Regions from separate parts of the Homo sapiens genome. Here regions 2, 3 and 4 are each linked to region 1. A link is a loop called in an ENCODE intact Hi-C map of the cell type or tissue named here. Cell type or tissue: Caco-2. All regions are shown on one strand.

What was found. Hi-C counts contacts between places; a loop is a spot of excess contacts. Peaks named below come from ENCODE experiments on the same cell type or tissue, not always from the same donor. Only the 100,000 strongest peaks of a DNase experiment are listed, where the experiment ranks them.
Region 2: a loop joins it to region 1, with 5 times the contacts of the local background. A loop is called at or near these places in 10 of 110 quality-filtered maps.
Region 3: a loop joins it to region 1, with 5 times the contacts of the local background. A loop is called at or near these places in 10 of 110 quality-filtered maps.
Region 4: it touches region 1 in a loop (4-fold over the local background); 11 of 110 quality-filtered maps call a loop at or near these places.

Annotation. Positions count from the first base shown.
Region 1 is chr2:191,637,233-191,639,732 of GRCh38, reverse strand. It overlaps LOC124905959 (a long non-coding RNA gene), which reads right to left. Exons shown (of 3, transcript XR_007088692.1): 3 at 2,230-2,409. Among named protein-coding and RNA genes, the nearest start is that of NABP1, 40 kb to the left of the region's middle. In Caco-2, no CTCF peak of the experiment used is centred here; DNase peaks (open chromatin) are centred at 1,062, 1,503 and 1,912; H3K4me3 peaks cover 326 bases.
Region 2 is chr2:191,565,065-191,567,564 of GRCh38, reverse strand. No RefSeq gene overlaps it. Among named protein-coding and RNA genes, the nearest start is that of NABP1, 110 kb to the left of the region's middle. RefSeq lists an enhancer at 2,362-2,500. In Caco-2, a CTCF peak has its summit at 1,115 (motif pointing left); DNase peaks (open chromatin) are centred at 1,104, 1,574 and 2,239.
Region 3 is chr2:191,573,047-191,575,546 of GRCh38, reverse strand. No RefSeq gene overlaps it. Among named protein-coding and RNA genes, the nearest start is that of NABP1, 100 kb to the left of the region's middle. In Caco-2, no CTCF peak of the experiment used is centred here; no DNase peak of the experiment used is centred here.
Region 4 is chr2:191,581,451-191,583,950 of GRCh38, reverse strand. No RefSeq gene overlaps it. Among named protein-coding and RNA genes, the nearest start is that of NABP1, 95 kb to the left of the region's middle. In Caco-2, no CTCF peak of the experiment used is centred here; a DNase peak (open chromatin) is centred at 1,400.

The DNA.
Region 1 (2,500 bases):
TCACGAGGTCATGAGATCGAGACCATCCTGGCTAACACGGTGAAACCTCATCTCTACTAAAAAAAATACAAAACAAATTAATTTTTTTTAGAATTTAGAATGGGAGAACACTACAGTGTTGAAGTAACTCATTATAATAGAGTTGCCTGAATAAGTAACTCTAAAATTGGGTCACGATCTTTTCACTTCTGTTGACAAACATGTGAGACACTCCATGAACATATATAATTTCTCACCATCCTCCATGTATGATTCCAGTTTTCTCTCTTCCTGAAAACAACATATCATAATGCAGATGAGAGAATCTTCAGTCTCTTCTATTTAAAACATGAAAGAAAATCTGGAAAAAATTCAGTACAACTATTATCGGTAAATATGTAGAGGTGCCATAGGAATGAACCTATGTTTGCCTGGTGACCCAGCAGGTCCTCATTCCGTGTCCTCAGGCAAATTACTTTGCACCTCTAAGCCTCATTTTTCATAGGCTTAATAATTGTACCCATGCTATTGTGGCAATAAAATGAAATAATGAATGTGGAGTGTTTAGGACAATGCCAACAAAATGTTATCTAACAACAATAGTAATTTACCAGTAAGATAATCCTAGCATGTATGGCAGTATCCTAGCATGAAGAAAACAAAAATGCCATTGAAAACTACTAAACTAAAGAGCCTTAAGTTTCATTCTTAGTAAAAGTATTTAATTCTCTCTCTGTTTCCCTCATGTAGTACTCTGGTTAACAGATCACTTATTCATTTTAAAAAGTTATGAGTAGCTACCATGTGTAAGATACATACGCATTTGTTGGTAATTAGAAACTGTATTGGGCTTTTCCTTTTATTTAGCTGTTATTTGCATATTAAAGTTTCAGGGTACTTCTCAAATGAAGGGTGATTTTAAAACCAAAGTAACACTTCTCTGTTGGGTGGGGCCTGTCCAGATAGCTCATCTTCCACATATGAGCCTTGGAAGATTCTGGGCAGACTTCTGATGGGCTGGGCAGGAGGAGCTATCCTAACCCTTGGGGCGGGGCTGTGTGGGACCACAGATTCACCAGCTGATTGCAGAAAGCCCTTGTTTTTTGAGTTATCCATGCCCCGTGGACTTGGTAAGCTTTACTCCCTGGTGTCACCAGAGTATACCAGCTACCTGGTTCCTGCTGCATGCTTGCAAATAACTTGGTTCCAGTGATTTCTCACGGAGGTGACTAAATCAATTGGTAGGCTTAGTGTTTGTGTATACAAAGACTTAGAACCTGTTTTGCGTGTGCGATTTTAGTTTCTGTGATCTTTCCAGTCATTATCGTCTACAAGCTGTTGGCCCTGAGAATTATTTACATTTTAATTAGGAGTGCTCAACCCCCTCTATGAGTAGAGTCAAGCAGCTTATTTACTTCCTACTGGCAGGCTTCTGAGGAAACAGCTTAGGCAAACTTGCTGAGCCATTGAGCCAAAATAAAGTCACTTGCAGAAGAGCAACACCATGTCCTCACTTCTTAGCTTTGCTTCTCTGCTGGGGCTTCTCATGGGGACCAAAACTGAAGTGAGCTGCTCTATGCAGCAATCAAACTACTGCCTCATTTTTTTTTTCTTCCCTTTTCTCTGGATGAAGCAAACTTTTTAATAGGTTTCATTTGCATATATAATTAGCACTCATTTTTTTAGCATAGCCAGGGAGTGAGTTTGTTCTCCACGTGCCTTTTCAGATAAGCTTATCCTTTTAATCACTTAAGCTTTTCCTTGTTTACAAAGAAATATTTTTACATACTATTCAGCCTCATTCCCCTTCTGAAACAGAGTAAACAGAAAGCAAACTTCCTTTGATGACAGACACATGACTGTCATTATGGGTTAGTCACTGAACTATGCTCTCATACCCACAAGAGCTACAGAGATGGGAGAACTTGTTTGCCCCAGCATTAAATAACCCCACAATGCTGCCTCTTGAGTTCTTGGTTCTGCCTTCATGTCTCTCCCTTCTCTGTCCAGCTGCCTGTCTCTAACTTTCTCTATTTCTAGAGAATAGAGAAAGTTATTTCTAATCTGCCAGAAACTAGGAAATCAGATAAGCCTGCTTCCTAGAACTGAGAAATCAGATAAGCCTGTTTCCTAGAACTAAATGTCTGACATAATGTTCTGTGAGAGAAGTGCATGAACTTCCATGCATACTTGGCTATTGCTTAGGATGCTTTTGGCTGCAAATAATTGAAAACGCTGATTCATCATGGCTTAAATAACAAAGAAATTTATTGCCTCCCAGAACAAGAAGACTCCAAGTAAGATACAATCCAGGAAGGGTACTACAGGCTGCATTTTACTCCTGGGGGATTCGACCAGCTCTGTCTTCTCCCACCGTTGGCTTCGTCTTCCAGCTGGTGGCAATATGGCTGCCGTGGTTCCAGGGCCACTCTAGATGCACCAATGTTCCAAAAAAGGAGAGAGAACATCAACTTCTGTGTGTCTTTTAGGAGAAGGAAACCTTTTCCAGAGGCTTGCCAGC
Region 2 (2,500 bases), 72 kb after region 1:
TATCAAAAATTAACAAAAAACTCTTTGACTTCCTTAGATGGAAAGGAATCCAGGCAGATTAATAGGACACAGTATTGCAATTCTTAATCATTGAGATTGCTGAAGGCTGGCAGGTGTAATTAAACAGTCATCAGCCCATAAACTGCGGGTGAGAGTTCAGTGCCGATGTGTCAAATTGGACAAAGTTAACCAGAGGGCTCACCTGAGGAATGAAACTGGGAGACACTCAAGCTTTAGAGTGTCCCATTAGAATCAGGCAGTAATTATAAAACAGGATTCACTGAGAGCTCTTTCAAATTCCAGTGAAGAGCTCATTTCTGAAGCCATTTGTTAAGTTATTGCAGCCAACTATTGCCATTGCTGCAATTGCTTTTGCAGAGCCAAAAAAGAAACTAATTTTAGCTACCTCTTCTACCTCTTACCTTTCCTAGGAAAGAATTTTCTTCAGAGAATCTGAAAGTTGAATCTTCTAGTAATAAACACTTTAGAAGATAGAAAGCAAGAAAAATCTCAGTCGAGAATCTTTTCACAAAGTAACTAAAGAGGCATTATTGGAAACAAGTGGAGAGGAATGGCAAACTGTCACAGCTGTGGCTGCCTGCTCTTAAAAGTAGGAATGCAGTAGAAAGAAAATCCTTGTGGAAAAGTTAATATGACTGTGGATGCTAGGTATGCTGGTGCTACCCCTGGGCCTGGGAGTAATCACCCACTCCAACCAGCATAAACTCCAGGGAGCATGAGATCTGGATCTGACTCCCCTTAGAGCTCAACAAACACTTCTAGGGACCCACAGAAAAAGGCGTTGCCCGTCTGGGTGTATGATAGCGTTGTTTCGGTGGAGAAGCTTCTTCATTATTCAGGAACACGGTGAATGATTGAAACTTACTCCAGCGCCTGGGGGCAAGCAATTTATGATGAACCTCCATAAATGGTTTTTTAAAATCACCTTAAAATTAATGCCTTCTATAGCCCAGAAGAAGGTGGCGGAGGAGACGTGAAGCCTCTTGAGTTTGGACCTCAGGCAAGGAAAAGTTGGGTCTGGCTATAAATGGACCCTTGAGGTGAGAAACCTGGGGACCTCGGATACGATTGTGGAAGTGCCTGTGCTGCCCCCATGTGGACAAAATGGTTCTCTTCATGGCTTTGCTCCTTTGACTCTAGGTTGAGGGTCACAGGATATAGGATTGAAGTGGTGAATATTCTGGGATCTGCTGGTAACAAAAAGAAACATTGCTTTAGTGTTCAGACCAACACAAGGCTGGCTTTGCCATATAACCCTGGACCTGCTGGCATTCTGCACTCTTCTTTTTTTTTTTTTTTTTATTACTCGCTTCTTGCTACACATATTTGTTGAGTTCTGGCCATGGAACCATGATAAGCTCCTGGGATGGTCAAAAGCCTGAGGTGCAGTCCTTGCTCAATAAGCAGATAAGATAACCCTCACATCTATGAATGCGATCTGATAAGGTGGCAAAGAGAACAGGGAAGCAAAGTTGTGTGAGCACAGAAAGAATAGAGAAGGACTTATTCCTCCAGAGAAGGCTCAAAGAAGGCCTCGGGGAAGAAGAGGACTTTGGAACATGTTTTGAAATCCAGGAGGATGTCCCCATGTGGGGGAATAGGAGAAAAGTGCTGCAAACAGAAGGAACAACATAAACCGTAGCACAGGGACCTCACTCCTCTTGGCGAAAGTGCAGTAACCCTTGTGGCTAAAATAAGAGGTGACTGGGTAAAGGAAGGAGGACTCAGTGTGAGACCATACAAGGAGGTTGTGGACAAAACAGGAAGTGTTTTACAAATGCTTGAACTTTATCCTATAGACAGCAGGAACCACTGAAGTCTTTTAGAGCAGATAAGATGTGATCAAAGTATTACTTTTAAACAGTCACTCTGGCAGCATTGTGGAGAATGAATTTTGGAGTCGGTGTAGAACCTAGAAGAAGGAAAGGAGAACAAAGGCTACGGTAGTATTGGCCAGGGGAGAAATGATGAGGTCTGGGTGGGGCAATGAAGTGGCAGGTTTTAAAGCAATATTTCTGATAGACAAGTGGTAGGCTTGGAGATTTATTGGATGTAGAGGTTGAGGGAAAGGGAAACAAAGGATGATTCCCAGGTTTCTAGCTTGTGTCTAGACTAGAGAAATGTTACTGCCATTAGCCATGGGAGGAATTATTGAGAGAGGAAAAGATTGTGCAAGGGGGATATTGAGCATTTGTTTTTGGTCACGTTAGGCTCGTAACCAGGGCTGCACCATGAGGAATTGCAAATGTAGGTCTGGACCTGAAGTATTTATGACCCATTTTTATATGAGAAAATTGAGGCTCTGGAATGTTAATGTGTCCAAAGATTCCTAATAGGTGGTGATGTTTAGTCATCCTTGTGTCTCTGGTTTTAGCATAGTACCAGAAATGAATAAATGCCACGCTATTATCTGAAAGCCAGAGAAGAGAGAGAGGGCAGAACCTGGAAAACACCAGATTCCAAGGACAGTCCAAAGAAG
Region 3 (2,500 bases), 64 kb after region 1:
TCATGCAACAGTGGTGGGACACGAGAGTCAATATATATGTCCAACACCCATCTTTTCATTAGTGAAAAATTATTTTTACATCTCTTATGCTAATTATCAAGTCCTTAAGAGCAGATTTCCATGGCAATATTTGAAGTGCTTGGTAATTATGCCTGAAGTGTGTATTCCTGATCAGGATACTTCAAATATTAACTGCTGCTAGGATATAAAGGAAAAATTAATTTTGTTCATAAATCACACTGTTTATCTCAAAGTATTCTGAAAGTAAAATTTTACAAAGACATAGAATAATCTAAGGCCGAACTCAGGAATAGCTGTAGCCTTTATCTATTTGCATGTGTGCTAGTTGAAAAACATTGACAGCATTCTTGTAAATCTCAAAGCTGGGTTAACATGAGACAAAATGGTGAAGTCAATTTCTGCTTCCTCTATCCCCCACCTTAAACTCAGTGTCTAAAACTAAATGAGAAAACCAGCGTCTCCTCAAATGTTTCCTCTTCTAGGTATTTGCCACCACAATCTTACCATCTGTCCTGACCAGAGATTTGGGATTCATCCCTATTAGAACTCCTTAATCAAACAAATACGTTCATGTGGTTACTGTGGTGAGTTAAGTGGTACCCTCCATGTCCTAATCCCAAACTTGTTAATAGAACCTTACTTGGGAAAAGGGTCCTTGAGTTAAGGATCTTGAGATGAGATCATCCTGGATTATCTGGATAGTCCCTAAATCCAGTGACAAGCATCCTTATAAGAGAAAGAAAGAAGAAGATTTCACATGGAAAGAAGACAGAGAAGGAGGAGAAGGCCATGTGAAGAAAGACAGGGGCAAAGGTTGGAGTTACTCAGCTATAAGCCAAGGAAGACTTAAGAGGCTCACAGGAAGCTGAAGAGGTGAGGAAGGATTCTCACCCAGGTCCTTCAAAGGAGCATGGCTTTGCTGGCACCTTGATTTCAGACTTCTGGCCTCCAGAACTAGGAAAGAATAAATGTCTGTTGTTTTAGGCCCCATGTTTGGAGTAATTTGTTGTGACAGCACTAGGAAACTAACACAGTCACCAAATCCTCCTGAGACTACCTTTTTAGTATCGCTGAATCCATCCTTTTTTCCTCTCTTTCATGCCACTAATATGACTCAGATTATCATTACATTCCACACATATTTTAACTGATAGAAAAAGAAGTTGATAGGTAGAGCCAAGACAACCTTCGGATCTGAGTTTTATTAGGGCCTGGTCTTAATTACTCTATGCTTTGGATCTACTGTCTGCTCACACTGAGCACTTCTAGAAATGGGGAAATAATGACATATTTCATTATCATCATCAACTAGCTTCTGATCCACACCTGACAGTCAGTTATACCATGCAGCAGAAACATACATAGTTACATTTTCCACAGTTTGAAAAACTGCAGCTATTTCTCATCTACCCCTTGAAGAAGGAAAACAAGTTGCTTCATTTTTGCCGTGTATTTCTGATACTGCAGCAGCGTGCTGGAGAACACAGACCTCTCACGAATCTAAATATTTCTTCCTTCTCCTTGGACTAAGGAAAAGCTATGGCAGAAAAAGAACTCCATTGCTCTGTGGGATTAACCAGATTAAACCCTGAGCTGACTGATTGGAAGGAGACGTCAACAAAGGCTTTCGGGCAGAGACAGCAATAATTCCATCTGTAAGATTGATAAATAGTTGTTCAGTACCTAGAGGAATGTTTTTGAATTATTCTGAGCTTTAATGCCTACAAAAAAATAATTCTCTTTCCACTAAGGCAGGTGCCCATTGGCAGATGTTCCAGCAACTGTACCACTCTACAAAGTATAGAGATCCAGTCTCCTGGGGCTAATGAGGTTATTGATTCCTAAGAACTATCTGGCTTCAGGCAAACTACCTACTCCCAGAGACTGAAATCTATGCCAGTGTGAATATTGTAGTCTGTTTTCCCACTGGTGTACTGCAATTTCAATAGTCTTAACCTACAATGTAGGAATTTAACAAATACCATATCAATGGGTTGCTAATTATGGATTATAGGCAACGGTGCCAAGAATAAACTCCTTAAACCTTCCCCAAGCACTAGGATGCTTCAGAATTTCCCTTGATGGCTGTTTACACACTTTTAGAGTCTAACACTTTACCTCTTCCTCTCAATATGATTCATCTCCACCCTGACACTATAATAATAAGACTAAAAATATTACAGCATATCAAATTTGGAGAGAGGCAGTGAGAAAATCTGGAGAACTTTCCACTCAAAGTTTCTTCTGTTAATATCTATCACAGCTTCTCATTACCTGAGAACAGAAATCACAATGAATGTTTCTGCCTTTAAGAAGTGCAATAAATAAACTGTATTGTAAAAAAGACAGTTTTTTTGTGATTATATACAATTTGGGTGAGTATAGAAATAGGCCATTGAGGAGCATGTATATGTGCATAAACATAGAAATACATTTTGGCAAAATTAAGTTGCATTGTCACAGAAGTGTGACCATAAAG
Region 4 (2,500 bases), 56 kb after region 1:
AGTGCTTTTCCTTGACTCTGATTCTACTTTTGATAAGAAACTTCTCTGTCTGTTTGGGGGCTCAAGGATGATTTTAAGGCTCAGGCTGTCAGTGGCTTTTTAAGTCCAGGCTTATGTGGAACCCTACCCAAAGTTCTTTCACAAACGTAACTATTATCCGTTATTTCTTTCCTTGCTTCCTCAGCTTCATGCCTCTCTCACATGCACCCAATTTGATGCCAGCATCCCTGAAGTCATATGGTTTGGGAGAAAAAGCTACACCTTTAATTGTATTTCCTATTGTTTGGAATCTAGAAACGTTGGTGTTTCAATCTCTTTGATGCCCCAGATTTCTTCTCTCTCTGTATTTATTTTCATTTCTGCTTGGAACCTGTCAAGCTATTTACTGATTCATTTTTTTTTTTCTTCTAATACCTTCCTAATGGAAGCCAGTAACCACCAACACATATCACAAAATTCTGTTTTCCAGTCTCTTTCCCTAGAGCTACAGGCTCAATGAGTACCCGGCTGCATTTATGCTATTTCTGGTGACAGTTTTAACACACATTTTATTTTATGTACTTCTTTTTTAACTTTTATTTTAGGTTTGGGGGTACATGTGCAAGTTCGTTATATAGGTAAACCCATGTCACGGGATTTGCTGTACAGATTAATTCATCACCCAGGTATTAAGCCCAGTACCCAATAGTTATCTTTTCTGCTCCTCTCCCTCTTCCCACTCTCCACCCTCAAGTAGACCCTGGTGTCTGTTGCTTCCTTCGTTGTGTCCATGAGTTCTTATCCTTTAGCTCCCACTTGTAAGTGAGAACATGTGGTATTTGGTTTTCTGTTTAGCTCCATTCATGTTCCCACAAAAGACTATGAGCTCGTACTTTTCTATGGCTGCATGGTATTCCATGGTGTGTATGTACCACATTTTCTTTAACCAATCTGTCATTGATGGGCATTTAGGTTGACTCTATGTCTTTGCTATCACGAATTGTTAACACATATTTTACCACTGTATTACATGAGTCTCCATCTTCCTATCCTCTGATATTAATGTCCTCACTACCCAATGCTGATTCCACATATTTTAGGTTTTTATTACAGAGTAGTACCTAAGTTTCAATGGTAATATCTCTATTAGTTAAGATTATGCTAGCACTAAAATGTCTAAACCCCCAAATCTCAATATCTTAACATTTTATTGGAATTTTATTTCTCAATCTGATATCAATTCAAGCCAGTGGGAATGAAGGGTATTCTGCCCCACATTTCTTCAGAAACAGCCTGACAAATGCTCTGCTGTCTTTCTCAAATGCCTCAAGCTCACCCTGCACTGACACACCATCAGCAAATAAGGAAAGAGAGAGCCTTGAGAATTGTGTAAGAGGTCATTTTGGGCCAGACCTGGAAGCATTGTGCATGATTGTATCACTTCTGCCACATTCCTTTGGGAAGAATTCATTCTCATGTCCTTACCTCACTGCCAGGGAGGCTGAGAAATGTAGCCTATCTCTGTACTCAGAAGGAAAATCAAGCAAGTTTGGCAAACAGCTAGCCAGTATTTACCATAGCTTCATGTTAAACATTTAGCCTTTGACTCAATAATTCCAATTCTAAAGATCTTTGCTAAAAAATATTCTGAAATACAAACATGTTAATTCTTAGGTCATGTAAAGTCACAAAAATAAATATATAAATAAATAGAACACTAAATATAGAGTTCATTTATGTAATGGAATATTACACAGCAATTAAAATTTATGTTTCTCACCAGGTATGGTGGCTCACACCTGTAATCCCAGCACTTTGGGAGGCCAAGGCAGACAGATCACCTGAGGTCAGGAGTTCGAGACCAGCCTGGCCAACATGGTGAAACCCCATCTCTACTAAACAAATACAAAAATTAGCAGGGTGTGATGGCGTGTGCCTATAGTCCCAGCTACTTGGGAGGCTGAGGCGTGAGAATCGCTTGAACCCGGGAGGCAGAGGTTGCAGTGAGCCAAGATCATGCCACTGCACTCTTCACTCCAGCCTGGGTGACAGAGCGAGACTCTGCTCAAAAAAAAATTACGTTTATTAAAAATTTTAATCACATAGGAAAATGTTGCTGATGTAACATTAAGAAAAACGCCGGAAACAAATTTATACATATAATATGTATATATTTTTAAATAGAGCAGTAAAATTATTGGAAGGAAATATGCCAGAATGATGACACCTATAATCACCTATAATCTCACCTATAATGTATGGTAGGAGTACAGATTTGTCTGTTTTTTGTGTGTGATTCTTATGATCCAAATTCCTTACAATGTAGTGCCATTATAATCAGAGAGAAAATAAATATTATTCTAAAACATAATAAATTTATAGCCAGATCTATGCCTTCTAGTACTCTAACCATCTCAAATGTCAATATCTTTAATAACGAATTCAGCAAAGTAACATAATAATAAAGTAACATATCTTTAAATAGAAGTCAATATTATTGTTATTTAATCACATGCTTCAG